Regions from separate parts of the Homo sapiens genome. Here region 1 is linked to region 2. Evidence: chromatin loops called from intact Hi-C (ENCODE). Cell type or tissue: mammary epithelial cell. All regions are shown on one strand.

Region 1 (8,000 bases), 130 kb before region 2:
TAGGAATGTAATTAGGTTGAACCTGTGGGTATAAAAAGTAATAAAGATTCAAAGAAGTTTGAAATTAAAGCCTAAGTGATAAGATGGAACAAAGATTATATATGTTAGGAAGTGTTATTCATGTTATAGTCTCATGTTTATTGCACTGTGTCATTATTTAGCATATATTTCTAGTAATTTTTACTGATATGTACTAAAAAATTGTGGCATGATGCCCACCTCCTGGTGGTCATGTCCTTATATGATATCACCTTGAGAGTAGGCAGGACCTGTGATTTGCTTCTTCTAACTAATAGAATACAGCAGAGACAACAGGTTGTATGTGATTATGTGTGTGTGATTATGTGGTCACATTAGATTAGACTGTAGCACTCGTTTTGCTGAAACCACTTTCCTTGCTGACTTTGAGAAAGTAAGTGGTCATGTTGGGGAAACCCATATAGCAAGGAACTATGCACAGCCTGTAGGAACTAAAGGTGGCCTCCAGAAAATAGCCAGCAAGAAATCGAAGCCCTCAGTCTTACACCCTCAACTAACAGAATTCTGCTAACAACCTGAGTGAGCTCAGAAGTAGATTGTCCCCATTCGAGCATCAGATGAAACCACAGCCCCAGCCAATACTTTGATTGTAGCCTTGTTAGACACAAACCACAGGACTCATTTCAGCTAACTCCTGACCCACAGACACCATGTAGTAATAAATGTACGTTGTTACAAGACACAAAGTTTGTGGTATGATTGTTAGATGACTATTATGCAGCAATAGATAACTAATGCAGAACTATATGTTTAATTCCATGACTTTTAACTATGAAACCTCATGATGCCTGAACCTGGTACCCTAAACAATCGAGGAAACTAGCAAGAAGGCTGCAACATATAAACAAGACAGTTAGTAAACCTTGGTCAAATACTCAAGTGAGCTTAGAATGAAGAAGAATAAATCATTGGGAGGTTCCTACAAATCATGAAAATACATAACACATATAACAATGAATCTATAAGTGGTATAAACAGCCAATGTTAATATCCATAAGTCTTTGGCTCTTAAACCAGTGCAGATAATATTCACTTCATTTCTATGCTGTAAATATTAATTTATTTAAATGTACTTCTTAAAAAACTATGCATATAAAATTATTTTTGTAGTAATACACCTTTCTACTCAGTGTCAATAAAATCCTTTGTCAACAAGCCCAGTCTAGAATTTCTCAAAATGAGAACATTCTGCTGAATAGAAAAATGAAACATGCCTAAGTGCATAAGACCTCCAGGATGACACACCTGCTTAGAAAGCTGCTCCTCACACAGTTTGTAGAGCGTGAAAAACTTCCTGGCCAAAACAACGTTGTCAATGAAGCCACAACTAGCCAACTTCACCCTTATGATAATCTGACGGTCAGGCACCATCATGGCCACTGAGCGGAAATTAATCTTCAAGTTTTCAGGGAGTTCCTGCCGTCCGGCATAGCCAGGATTCTAAACAGAAAATAAAGCCCAAGGATGAATGATGCAATCAAGCACACATCAGCATCATATTAAAAGATTCATTATGTACACACAACAAATCTGGAATGACAACCAGGGAACTCATTTACGTATCTCAATCTCGTTTTACCTGGACAGGCTAAGTCATGAGCTATTCATATGATCTTTGCTTAACACCAAAAGGTTTTCAAAAGGAGGTAAAGTTACAATCCCAATTTCCATTCAGGAAAACAGATGACATATGACCAGGGAGATGCATGAAAATTGTGATAAGAAGGCTGAAATTCAGTAGCTTTTCTAGCAGCTCCTTACCATGGTTAAGAAAAGCCCAAATTCAGGGTTCATAGTCACATTATCTCCATCAGTAAAGATAAAAGACTTTTTGTGCTCCTTTTTACATGTCAGAATAATGGAAATTTGCTGGGCTGCAACCGAGAGAACTGGTAGATCAATACGGTTAAATTCATCAAAACAACCCCAGGATCCAGACTGTGCCAGTCCTTCGAAAGGAAATTAAATGAAAAATCCAATTAGTATATAATTTTAGAAAACCAAGAAAAAGGATATTATGTAGCTGCTAAAATGAGCCAGATGTAAGTTCATTCAAAAGTAAAGTGCAACAAATAGATCTATGCATCAAGTGACCCAAAACAGCTTACAATTTGGCACTTCACCTGTAAACACCCAAGATAAAGGAATATCAAAAAAAAGTCAGGAGGAAGTAACATTTGGTCCACACAACCTGGCAAGATTGAAGATTTTCCAAAAAATTTTACAAAGTTGAAAATGATTCTAAAATGTGGCCAATTGTTGAAAACAAATTTTAGCAAAATATTCCACCTTGGCTGCAATTTCTCACCAGATTAAAAAATATAACCCATACCCTTAAAAATCCGTCCAAGTCCTCGGAAATCCATCTGGTCTGAACAATTGAAAACCACGACGTATTTCCCGAGGCATCGTCCCATGTCTTTAGTGGTTTCTGTTTTGCCTGTGCCTGCAGGTCCAGCAGGGGCTCCCCCCATGCTCATTCCCAGAGCTTGAGCCAGCGTGATGTAACATCTGCATGGGTAGAAACATCACTAGAACCAGCCCTCAGTCACCTGGAAATACTTCTGAGACATCACAGTGGCATGAAACGCACACAAGATTAAAAAACAAAAGGCCATTGTCCCTACCTAACATTTCGAATACAACATCCTAAAACACACTTATCCTTATCAATGTTAACATATGTTGAGGAAAAGGAGGGGGTAGTCTATGATCAACTAAGTTTAAAAACTCCTTAAAAGGTTAAACAGGTTTCTTTACTGCTGAATTTTTCAGGCTTTCTTATCATAATATGCAGAGAGAATCTCCAGGTATAAAAATAATACATTGCATTTCCAAAATGTATTTGGCAACATTTTCGCAGAAATCTACCCCCATCTAAAATGTATATATTCTGTGAAACAGATCGGGATCCTTTCAAATAGATTAATCCCCTTTTGAATCTAAGAGTTGGCCATTTGATGTAGTTGGGATTTAAAACACACACTGCTAAATAATCACACCTTGAATCTATTTCTGTGAGTATCTACTAACCTTGCACATGCTTTCAATTGCATCTTACTATATGAGATTAACAAATAAAAGATTTGGTGAGAGAATACAAGAATGCCTGCAAAGGAAAATTTTTCACCTGATAACTTGCAGATCAATTACTTGTTTGCCAGCACCACCTGGTGTTACCAAAGGAGACAAATTATAAAGTGGTGCCGTGTAGGGTTTTCTTATGGCCAAACTATAAAGCATTCATCCGGACTTGAAAAAGACTTCCAAGGAAATGAAGTGACTATCCAGCCTGAGCAGTGGAAATGAACACTGAGTGCACCAGCTGGGGGTGGTTCCAGGTTCTCAATGTTACTGGAAACGAGTGCTATAAAGGCAAGTAAATGACTCAGCCCTTAATGTATGCAGAGTCTGGATACAGAGGAAAAGATCTGGTCATGAAATCAGGAGAATGCCTGCTCTCACTTTGACTCTGCCTTTTAACCCAAGGTATTATTTCTCCTGTTGCATTTTTGCCATCCCTTCCAAAGCAGAGTCTGTAACAACAACAGACACCACAGTGTGCTCCACATGCATCATCTCGTTTCATCCCCAGAGAACCCTGGAAGGAAGCTACTGTTCCTTTCCCCCACTGTACAGAGATAAGGAAAAAGGCCACAGAGATTGAGTGACTTTTCTCAGGACTGCGGCAGGACAGCTGAGACAAGCCAAGTCTTCTCACTTTCCAGCTCTGGGACAAGCCCACTCTATCCGGGAAAGAAAAATAACTAATGGGCACTAGGCTTGATACCTGGGCAATGAAATAATCTATATAACAAACCTCTATGACACAAGTTTACCTATGTAACAAACCCGCACATGTACCCCTGAACTTAAAAATTAAAAACTGAAAAAAAAAGATTAAATAAAATACCAAACACAAAAAAGGGAATACATCTCCATCAACTCTGATCACTCGGCTGCTGTGTTATGCAGACCCTCGTTACAACTGAGATCACTGGGTTTATATTTAAACTGAACAAGTAGCAAGTTGCTTCAAACAGATCAATCCTATTTACATGAAAAGCAGGTGGGCATGCCTGGAGACTTCTCCCTGGCTCAGCTAGGTGGGGCTTCAGACCCACTGCTACACTGGTGCCCAAACTGCCTTTCGGTGACAAGCATGGATCTGTCACAGCATCTCCCTGTGTGTCTAGAGAATTCTACATGTGAGTGTATCTCCCTTCTTGCCTCCCTTCTCTGCTTTCCTTTCTAGTCTATCTATTGGCTATTTTCAAAACCGTTTCCATTCATGAACAGGGTTTGAACTTTATGTGTTTTAGTTGCCTGTGGTCAACTCCATTTTAGTTTTCTAACCTTCAGTTAAACTGCTATAAACTCTCTGCGGTCAGGAGCTAGGTTTGGTTCACACTTGTACCCTCAACTACTTGCCTAACCCCTGGCACCTTGTACTATATGAACATTGGTTGAATAAATGGCTTGCGCTGATCCAGTCATTCATTCTTATCTGGTCCCTCCTGTCCCAACAGCTACAGGAATTAGAGATGCAGAATGTGACCCTGATGCCAAATGAAAAGCAACCAACCCCATGACCCCAGGGCTCATTAGCACTCGAACTAACCAAATCTATCACCAGCATTCATCGTAACTATTCATAGCACTGTCAGTGCATTTTGTCACAGGTAAACCAGAAATGGTTTCAACTCCTATTGGTTCTAAACTGCTGAAAAGTTTCCTAAGAAACAATGGTACGTGCATCAGCAGAGTACATTTCTTCCTTGAGAACTTGGTTTAGTTACAGACTCTTTGATTATAGGGCATGTTTAAGGAGAAACCAAAGACAAGGTTGCTAAAGAATGTGTTATCCAAAAAAAAAAAAGAATGTGTTAACATAGGCCAAGCACAGTGGCTCATGCCTGTAATCTCAGCACTTTGGGAGGCCGAGGCGGATGGATCACGAGGTCAGGAGTTCAAGACCAGCCTGGCCAATATGGCAAAATTCCATCTCTACTAAAAATACAAAAATTAGCTGGATGTGGCGGCACACGCCTGTAATCCAAGCTACTCAGGAGGCTGAGGCAGGAGAACCACTTGAACCTGGGAGGCAGAGGTTGCAGTGAGCCGAGATCACGCCACTGCACTCCAGCCTGGGCAACAGAGTGAGTGAGACTCCTTCCCAAAAAAAAAAAAAAAGTGTTATCAGCAATTTTGACAAGCAACAGTGATAGCAAGAATAATAATAATAATAACAAACATTTGCTGTGTCACGCCCTGTGCTGGGTACTTACGTTGCCTCTAGTCCACACAATGATTCCCAAACAAGGGAATGAGGGAGGTTAGGTGTCTTGTCCAACACTACACAGCTGCTAGGGGCAGAGCTGAGCAGTCAGCACTCAGGCAACACTCACAGAAGCTGTGGGAATGTCAGAGAAAGGTACAAGTCCTGTCTACATTTCTTATCAAGCAGATAAGATGCCTCCATCAGCCCTCAATTTCTTCTGCCTTCTGCTTAAGTGACAGCAGTAGTCAGGACAATTCTAGTCTTCATTAAAAACACTACGAGTTTTGGAGAAAAGTGCTGTATGTTATCATATTATAATAGCTATTTTATCATCTGAAATGTCTGCAACTCTGTCCACATGGCATTGAGCTTCCCAGAATCCAGGGAGCTGCCCCAGCTGTTAAATTCACAGGTCAGTCAGTGAAGGGCTGACAACATGTCAGTGCCTCCAGCATTTGACTTTTTAAAAGTACTAATTTCAATGAGGAGTTTTCTCTTGCAAAAGGGAAGCAAATCTTGCAGTGGAATCTCAGTTACTATCGAAAATTAATAACTCACTTCCCACATAATCAAGTTGGTTAAAGAAAAATAAACAAATGGGCATTTAGGGTAAACAGACAAACTTCAGAATCCCTTTACTTACATACTTGAAAATACTTATTTTGCTTTTAAAGTTCTCAGTTTTTTAATATAAAAAAAATACAAGACAATGAACACAGTGGAAGAATCAAATTGCAGAAAAGACTGTAAACTATGATACCTATATGTGAAACTGAAAAAGGATTTTAATGTCTAAGCATCCACAGTTTTCAGAGGGATAGAAAATAAACTGTTGATCATTTTTAAAAATAGAAAAGTTTTCCCTCCCACACATGCTACTTCATGTTCTTCTGTACCATGTAAATTTTTCACCATTAAGATGCAATTTTGGAAATAATCACTTCTTTCATTTATTCAAGAACTATTTATTTAGCATCTGTTATGTGACAGAACAATTCTAGCAAACAAATCACATGAAGCCCACGCACCAAGGATAAGAGGGTTATGAGATTTGGAGATTGCGGGAGGTCGGGAGACCCTCTGAGGTGACTCTCTAGCAGGGGACTAAAGGAAGAAGGAAGCAAGCTATGCCACTATTGAAGGAAGAGGGTGCCAGGCCAAGTGTATAATGAGGGCAAGGGCCCTGTGGCAGGGCTGCGCCACAGCTGTGCAAGGAGCAGGTGGCCTGAGCTGAATGAGGATAGAGAAACAGAGAAGTAGCAGAGGCCAGATTGTACCAGGCCTCACAGGCCCACGTGAGGACGTTGGCTTTTACTTTGCATGAGAAGGAACCATGGGAGAAGTTTTGGGGCAAAGGATCTGACTTACATTCTGGTGTCTGAACTGAGAACAGACTGTACGAGGACAACGACAGAGGCAGGGAAGCCAGTTAAAACATTGTCAGAAGGATGCAGGTCAGGATAAGAGTAGTAATGATTCCTATAATCCCAGCACTTTGGGAGGCTGAGGAGGGCAGATCACCTGAGGTCAAGAGTTCAAGAACACCCTGGCCAACACGGTGAAACCCCGCATCTACTAAAAATACAAAAATTATCCAGGCATGATGGCACGCACCTGTAGTCCCAGCTACTCAGGAGGCTGAGGCAGGAGAATCACTTGAACCTGGGAGGTTGCGGTGAGCGGAGATCGCACCACTGTGATCCAGCCTGGGCGACAGAGTGAGACTTCTTCTCAAAAAAAAAAAATAGTAGTAATGATATAGAAATAACTGTAGGCAGATAGAGAGGGTAAAAGGAGTCCTCGGTAAGGTTTGTTTCTTTTAATAAAAGTAGCTCCCGAAACATTTCTTTTCTAACAGAAAAGCAGCTTAAAGAGCCAGGCCGGCAAGCTTTGATATGCAAATGCTGGTGATTAGAAACTGGGTCCATCCAACAGGGCAATTCCCACCCTCTTCTCCTTGTCACCACGTGCGCCAAGCATCATGGCTGCCTCCAGATAACTCCATGTGTGCAGGACATCATTGCGATCTGCATTTACATATTAAAAGGCTGGGGTTGGAGGGCCAGTTTTTTCGAGGGCTACATGAATGACACACCTGGTCAAACCAAAACCCTAAGCCCTATGCAAATCAGACACCGCCTCCTCCAGCCTCCTAATATAACCTACTGTTTTCCCCTGTTTACGTGGTTTTTCTCTCTCTGCTCGGAGCACCCCTCCCTCTGTCTCTGTACTGGGGAGCTTTTTCCTTCTTTCTTGCCTATTTAACTTTCCACCCCATGAAACGACTCCATGTGTGTCCGTAGCGTTTATCTAATCGGCACAAGGCAAAGGACCCTGCTGTTCCTCCAGTCATCGGAGCCATACCAGTAAGGCAAAGGGGTGAAAATGGTCACATTCTAGAAGGAACCTGAAAGCACTGCTGACCAAATTGAAGGTAGATTATTGGAAAATGAGGTGAGAGAGAAGGAAGGGCTTCAGGGTTACTCCAGGGAGTGTTGGATTGCCCATTTGGAGGTGATGTATTCACAGGCTTCAGGGGTTCGGACATGGACATCTTTTGGGGGCCATTATACTTACTATCACACTTCCCCCCAGCATTCTGATAAAATGGAATGGCCAACTTGCTAAAATGAAGACAACAGCAGGAGGGCACTTTTGTGAGGCTGATCAAACACGCTAA
Region 2 (8,000 bases):
TCAGGCTGGTCTTGAACTCCTGACCTCATGTGATCCACCCACCTCGGCCTCCCAAAGTGCTGGGATTACAGGTATGAGCTGCCACGCCCGGCCAGTTCCTGTTTTAATAGAAACAAAAGACAGTAAAGACCCTAAAGGTCAAACCTGGTGGTAAAATATTTTTTCTACATGGTAAGAAAAGTAAGTCCATATTTTAGGTGTGATTTAAGAGGAAATGTTACATATTTTAAGAAAATACTTTAGTGTACTCATTCATCTCACCAAAGGCAATCAAAACATATTTATTAAGCTTCCCTGATATACCCTGCACGATGTTATTCAACTATAAAACACTTCCTTCCCAGAAAGAGCTTATAATCCATTAAAGGAGATAAAACTAACTAAGTGAAATAATAAAGTACTAAATTATAAGACCTTATGAAGGTTGCAGGAATCCAGGGTGCTATACCAAGCTCATGAGTCGACACGTGGAAAATATACCCTTTTATATGCAATAAGGTTTACAGGATAAGGAAAGAACTTTTCATAAAACTCAGTTTTGAAGTTGGTCTAAATCACTTTAGTGAAGGAGGAGCAATTGCATGTCTAAAAATTAGAAGGAAAAATGTAAAAGCTTAAATAAAGTCTGCAAGCTCTTCCTTTTGTAATAGAAGAAAATAAAGGAAAACATGTTCCTGAGAGAGGTGTTCCGAAAGTGAGCGAGAGCAGGCCAGGGAAAGTCATTTCTCTCTGCTTCTCCACTTTCTTCCTCCCCCTTTCCCAAAGTAGAGGGTTAACACTCGAATCTGTTCCAACAGAAAATTCCAGAAGGAAGGCAGTGTTTCCCCGTTGCCCATTAAACTGCCCCAGCGTTGATCTCGCTGCTACTTTTTGAGTGAGGCCTGTTCTGCCTTCCACATTGGGACATCTCTGACTCTTTCTCTTTTAACCTCCCTGGCTGCTTTCTATCTCCCTTCTTTCTGACCCTGAAGCCTAAAGGAAAATCATCTCAGCCAGTTCTCACACGTTCACTCTCACTCATCACCAATTTTCTTGCCATTCTGTGCTTCATTTTGAAACAACTTAGGACCACACAATCAACGCGAAGTCAAAGGCAGACTGATATGGTTTGGCTCTCTGTCCCCACCCAAATCTCATGTGGAACTGTAATCCCCACGTATTGAAGGTGGAGGCTGGTGGGAGGTGACTGGCTCATGGGATAATTTCTAATGGTTTAGCACCGTCCCCCAACTGCTGTCTCGCGATTGAGGTCTCACAAGAACTGGTTGTTTAAAAGTGTGTGGCACTTCCCCCCTCACTCTCTCTCTCTCCTGCCACCACGGTGAGATGTGCTTGCTTCCTCTTTGCCTTCTGCCATGATTGTAAGTTTCCTGAGGCCTCCCCAACCGTGCTTCCTGTTAAGCCTGTGGAAACATGAATCAATTAAACCTCTTTTCTTCATGAATTACCCAGTCTCAGGTATGTCTTTATAGCAATGTGAAAACAGACTAATACACCAAGAGAACTCAGCATCCTCAGTGGGTTTCACTGCCAAACAAAGAATGGAAGAAAACAGGGTGTGTCCAGCTCATTACATAATAATAACAAATGTAAAGAAACAAAAATTGGAGGGGTTAATTCACTGAGTGATGTAGAGCAGTAAGAGAAAATCTATTGCTTTTTTAATCCAGGAAATACACAAAGTTGAAAACAGCAGTCTCCTAGGAGAAAATGTGAGGCAAATATGACTAAAAGAACTAAGGCTGAAGGCAATTTTTCTCCAAACTGTTATCCTCATTTGGGAATTACTTTTTTCTCTTTAAGAAAAAAAAGAAAATTAATAAAATGGAAAACATTTTAAATCACAAAAGTTTGTCCTACGGAAGGTTTTCAAAATAGTAAACAATCTAATTAGAGTTTATATTTCCCTAATTAGTTCTATTTAACTCTGGTAGAGATTAAACCTTTTTAAAATCAGTTCAAAACTCTTATTTCAATATTAAATTTTACTCTAATATACAGGAGAAAAGCAAGACATGAGGGGAGGGAAAGTCCTTGCCAAGAGCGTGCAACAATGAAGAAAAACAGAACAAGAATCTCCTACCTTCCCTGCAAACCACCACCGCTGTCCACGCTCACCAGTGGGGTGGTACATGCTCTTCCCTAAATGCACTTTCATAGGGTCTGACACACACTTCATTCCATCTCTGCTGGTCACTGTCCCATTCACGTGTCAAGAATCTGTTCCCATGGCCCTTCCTCTATAGCATTCTTCCCGAATCTTATGATTCCCTTCTCTGAAATTCTACAGCTCATTCCTTGAATCTAATCATTTTCATACTAAATAATAATTACATTTTAGAAATAAACTTTATGCTGGGATATTTTTTAAAATAAAGACTATGAATACTGTGACTAGCACAATATCTGCCATATAACAGGTGCTCATTAAATATATGTTGAATGGTAATTTTTAAACATCATCTATACTGTGTATAGTCATCAACCAAAACTATTTTCTCTCATTAAGTAATACCTCTATTCTGTTTTTATCCCCTTGAAGGTGTCCTTTTTCATGCCATTGTTGTTCTCATTTTTGTTATTGTCTTTTATCTTTGTTAACTTGTTGCTATAGATAGTGAGTTATTTGAGGATATGCAGTAAAAGAACTCATAAGTAAGTGTAAAAGGCAAATCCCAGCCCCTCCTTTGAGTGTCACTCTGCCCATGCGTGCCCCTAGTTAGACAGAAGAGAGAAACTGCTTATCCTGCACTTCTACGTTCCTCTATTAGCAGAGACCGAAGTGTGAGGTTTACAGCATGATTCAACTGCCACATTTTTTCCTGCATAGCAGGTGCTCTTTTTTATTATCATTTTATTGAGTGATTATCAAATGGGATAGAATTGCACACTGAAATTTCATGAACTGAATTATTCATAAAAGTGAATTTCAGTATACTGAGCATCAACTTACCATGGCTCAGCTAAGGTTCACAAATATTTTCCTTACAGAGAATTGTTGTTGCAATTTTATTTGTAGTGCAGGGATGTCAAATTGGCAAAGTTCTACTATTAGTAATGGATCTACAGTCCATGAAAACAACACTGTACCTCAATCAACAGACAGGTTTATCTAGCTTTTTTCTTTTTAAGAAGAAATCCTCAGATTCTGGTTACAAGATTTACAGCATTTCAATCTCATGCCCTATAAAACCTTATGTTCAGAGGTTAATAAAATGAGATTAATCCAGAGATACTGCATGTTGAATTCTTTTCTCCCTTCAAGCACAATATGCTAAACAAAGCACAGTCTACACTACAGAAGGAGAGACTCTGGAAACAGCTGACTACTAGTGGAGGTTAGCTGCCATCCAGTGGCTGAAAGTATAACTCACCCATTAACCATTAGCTTGAAGAGCTAAGGAAATACAAAACAGACCCATGTCTCATGAGTACATCAAAGGTTATCAATTATTTACACTTATTGTCTCATATTTACAAAGAAGACAGAACAGTGGGAAAGTTACTGAATGCTTTAATGAAAGAGAAGCCAGTCTTCTCTTTTTCAATTCTAACCCACAAGAAACTTGTCTTTATGTTCTGATGATTTCCCTTTCAAAAATTTCCAATTTAGACATTTTCTCTATCTATATCATATGGCCCAAGTTAAATAATAAAATAATTATAAATAATAAAATATATCTTACTGTGTGGAAGATGGTACATTGAAGAGGCAAAAACTTTTATCTCAATCTTTAAAGAGGAAAATATGTAAATATATCCATATAGTAATCCCAATATTGATAGTTACATAGTGAACTCTTTGAGTTGATTTTGATCATTTCCTCTCATTTAAAATGTAACATCATCTTTTCTTTAAGATCATTAACTGCTTTTAAGTAATTCCAATACCTGTATTTTTAAATATACTTTATTATTATGAAAATAATAAAAATTGATTGGAAAATAGAAAAAATCACCATAATATGAACACTATTAACATATATTCTTCTACTCCATGAGCAATAAATATTCTAGCTCCCGTTTTCTTAAAAATAAAATACACACATGTATATGTATATATGTATATATACCTTTATTTTTAGTTTAAAATGTATCATGTACACATTCTCATATTATTGAATATTCTTCAAAATATGATCTAACGATTGCATAGCATATCAATTACATAGGCCTTGATTTATTTAGCCAATTTTTTTTTTACTTTTAGATTGGTTCCAATTTTTCACTATTATAAATAACAGTATAATGGATATCCCTGCATACAAATCCTTGGTATAAATCTCTATTTATTAATTTCAATAAATTATTATAAAATTCATCTCTCCAAAATTATACTCTTTGATTTCCATGAGAAATTTAATGTAATTTTGTTCATCTTTACAAATATGGTAGATGAGAAATGGTAAGTTGCTGTTATCTTCTTGCAAGTTTAATTTGCAAATCTTTGACAAGTGAAGCTGAACATGTTAAAATTATTTACTGGGTATTTGTGTTTTGTTTTGTTTTTATTTTTGTAAATTGCCTGTTCATGTCCCTTCCTATTTTTCTTCTGATAATTTTCTTTCCATTGATTTTATTTTTAAGACTGGATAAAGATAACAGCACACATCCAGAAAAAGGAATAGGTGCCTCAATATTACTCTTACATAGAGTAGAATTAAAGACAAAGGCATTAAAGATTTGGACCAAGACAGCCATTTTATTTTCGTAAAAAGTAAAATTAACTATGAATATATAGTAGCTATGTGCCAAAAACCAGTACTAAAATAAAATAAGCAAAATCTGTTAGAACTACAGGTAACATTAACAAAAACGATAGTTAAAGGATGTTCTAATAGAATGTTTTAACAGGAATATACTAAACCTTAAAATCTCCCCCAAATTATTATCTTACAGTGCCATAGATAGTTAACAAAATTAATCATTAGAACACACAAAACCTTAATGCATTTTAAAGAGAAGTCACACAAATCACAAGCTCCTACAATGTTATGTCAGAAATTAATCATGAAGGAATTTTATGTTTCTCAACAGCCTTTTTGTTGTTGTTGTTGTTGTTGAGATGGAGTCTCCATCTGTCACCCAGGCTGGAGTGCAGTGGTGCGATCTTGGCTCACTGCAACCTCCGCCTCTCAGGTTCAAGCAATTCTCCTGCCTCAGCTAGAATTACAGGCATGTGCCACCACGCCCAGCTAATGTTTGTATTTTTATTAGAGACGGGGTTTCACCATGTTGGTCAGGCTGGTCTCAAACTCCTAACCTCCAGTGGTCAGCCCGCCTCAGCCTCCCAAAATGCTGGGATTATAGGCATGAGCCTCTGTGCCTGGTTCTCAATGGCTTTTAATTTTAGAAAGAGTTGAGTCCTCGCAGAACTCCAAACTGCAGATACAGGCCATTTTGAATATAATGAATCCCACTGAAGACTCAAGAAGACTGATAGAGAGGGAAGAGGCAGACAAGTGTGGATTCTCTCTGTCTTCGAGAATGCCAGGTGGTGAAGGTTGGGGAGAGGTGCCCCTCATCAGGCCAACTTGGCCAAACCAGCCCCAAGTCAGAACCAGGCTTCACATCTTCATGCCATGAGTGCAGGTCCCTTTTCGGACCAGCCCAGCGCCCAGGACAGTGGGGTCCTTGAGAAAAGGATTGGGGCCACCAAGGCAGAGAAAAGGTGGGACCTGGAGGTGGTTTTACCCCCGTGGGTCTCCCTCTTCATTCCTTACCCCAAGTCCTCTCCCTGGAATTCTGTGTGAGTTCTATCAAGATTCCTCAGCTGGGTGTGGTGGCTCACACCTGTAATCCCAGCACTTTGGAAGGCTGAGGCAGGCAGATCACCTGAGGTCAGGAATTTGAGACCAGCCTGACCAACATGGTGAAACCCCGTCTCTACTAAAAATACAAAATTAGCCAGGCGTGGTGACACATGCCTGTGATCCCAGCCACTCGGGAGGCTGAGGCAGGAGATTCTCTTGAACCCGGGAGGGTGGAGGTTGCAGTGAGCCGAGATTGCGCCATTGCACTCCAGCCTGGGCAACAAGAGCTAAACTCCATCTCAAAAAAAAAGATTCCTCATGACTGAGTCCAGGAAAAACACCCCCAGAACTGGACTCACTCCCAGCTACAGTCAAAATGCAAAGACAAGAATAGAAAAGGAGTGTTCTGCTTCCCTACGGCATGAGGGGAACGCTTTTATCTTCAAAAAAAAAAAAAAATCCAAATCTTTAGTTTTTGATTTAGCATGCTGCAAAAGTTCTTTCAATCCCAGGAGATTTAAAAAAAATTGTTGAGTTAGGTTACTCTGGTGGAGCAAATGCAAGAAGCAAGGTGAGGAGAAACGAGGTGGACCGTACTGTGTTACAGTGAATGTGAGGAGGTGCACAGATGAGTGAACCCCAACACTGGAGGGGTGAACACTAGGCACTGATGGGCTCACATCGTCATCATCTTGCTGGGGTATGATTGAAACTAATATCCCTTTTTCAGAATTCCTAACTCTCTGGGTTGGCAAACTATGGCTCATGTGCAAAAACTGGCCCATTGTCTATTTTTGTAAGCAAAATGTGATTGGAACACAGACGTATTTATTCATTTCTGTATTGCCCATGGCTGCGTTCATGCTACAATGGCAGACTTGAGCAGTTACAACTGAGAGCTGCAAAGTCTGTAATATTTATTTATCTGGTCCTGTACAGAAAAATTCGCTGGCCTCTGGTCTAAACCAACATCACACACAACTTGGCTGTGCCTCTCTTCTTACGTCAGCATAGGGGAACCCCTGGCCAAGGCACAGCCCGGCTCCATGCTCACCTCCCTGGGAGTCCCTCAGTATCCCTCCTCCCACACCCACCCTCTCCCCGTGGCTACTCCACACGCACCATGCCTCACTTACTCATCACAACCAGCCTCATGCTCAGCACATAGGTGCCCACGTGTGCCCACTTCCATGGGGTCATCTTTTTGATATCGAGTATTGTGAGATGGGATTGGGCTTAGTTCCACAAGAAGAGAGAAGAACTGGAAAAGGCTGCAATAGCTTCCTATCATTCCCCCTACCTTCTTCAGTATCCTGAAAGCCTCTGAAATCTCCACTCTTTCCCCAACCTCCAAGGGAGGAAAGAAATTGGAATGAGTTTCCCCAGGCCCAGTTCTGCTGTGGGCAGATTTCTTTGAGTCAGGAAAGGCAGGTAAGGAAGAAGCTTCTTTGCTGAATAAGTTTTTCTATACCTCCCTCCCTTGACCACTTTCCAGTTCTTTTCTGTATATATTTAATAATATAAAAATCATCTTTTTAAAATAAAAGAGAGTATTACTATACCCATTTTCCAGATGAGGAAACTGAGAGTGAGAAAGGCAAAGTACGTTTCCAGTATGTGTAATTTTTAACAAAAGTGAGTGTTCCTATTCCCATTTTCCAAATGAGGAAACTCAGAGATGGAAAGGTAAAGCGAGCCGGGCATGGTGGCTCACGCCTGTAATCCCAGCACTTTAGGAGGCTGAGGCGGGCAGATCGCCTGAGGTTAGGAGTTCAAGACCAGCCTGGCCAACATGGTGAAACCCCATCTCTATTAAAAATACAAAAATCAGCTGGGTGTGGTGGCGGGCACCTGTAATCCCAGCTACTCAGGAAGCTGAGGCGGGAGAATCACTTGAACCCGGGAGGCAGAGGTTGCAGTGAGCCAAGATCACATCACTGCGCTCCAGCCCGGGTGACAGAGCAAGACTCCTTCTGAAAAAAAGAAAAAGAAAAAGAAAGAAAGAAAGGTATGGTAAAGTGACTCGTCCAAAGCCCACGGACAAAATGATCCCATCTTCACTACACAGCATTATGAGCCCCTTGGTGAGATGCCTCCCCCATTCCTCCTACTAATCCTTGATGCTCAACTCCCTCCCAACCTGACCCAAAGCTTCCTCCTTCGAGAAGCCTGCCTTGATTGATACTCTCTCCTGATCTGGGTACTCCTCTACATAGAACTCAATCACTAACGCTTTTATTATTTGTT

Evidence for each region. Peaks named below come from ENCODE experiments on the same cell type or tissue, not always from the same donor. Only the 100,000 strongest peaks of a DNase experiment are listed, where the experiment ranks them.
Region 1: it touches region 2 in a loop (11-fold over the local background); 6 of 110 quality-filtered maps call a loop at or near these places.

What each region holds. Positions count from the first base shown.
Region 1 is chr5:13,828,226-13,836,225 of GRCh38, forward strand. It overlaps DNAH5 (dynein axonemal heavy chain 5), which reads right to left. Exons shown (of 79, transcript NM_001369.3): 36 at 2,372-2,550; 37 at 1,801-1,988; 38 at 1,285-1,479. Among named protein-coding and RNA genes, the nearest start is that of DNAH5-AS1, 28 kb to the right of the region's middle. In mammary epithelial cell, a CTCF peak has its summit at 3,205 (motif pointing left); DNase peaks (open chromatin) are centred at 2,526 and 3,356; H3K27ac peaks cover 2,074 bases.
Region 2 is chr5:13,953,915-13,961,914 of GRCh38, forward strand. It overlaps a transcript of DNAH5 not described here. Among named protein-coding and RNA genes, the nearest start is that of DNAH5, 13 kb to the left of the region's middle. In mammary epithelial cell, a CTCF peak has its summit at 3,340 (motif pointing left); a DNase peak (open chromatin) is centred at 3,357.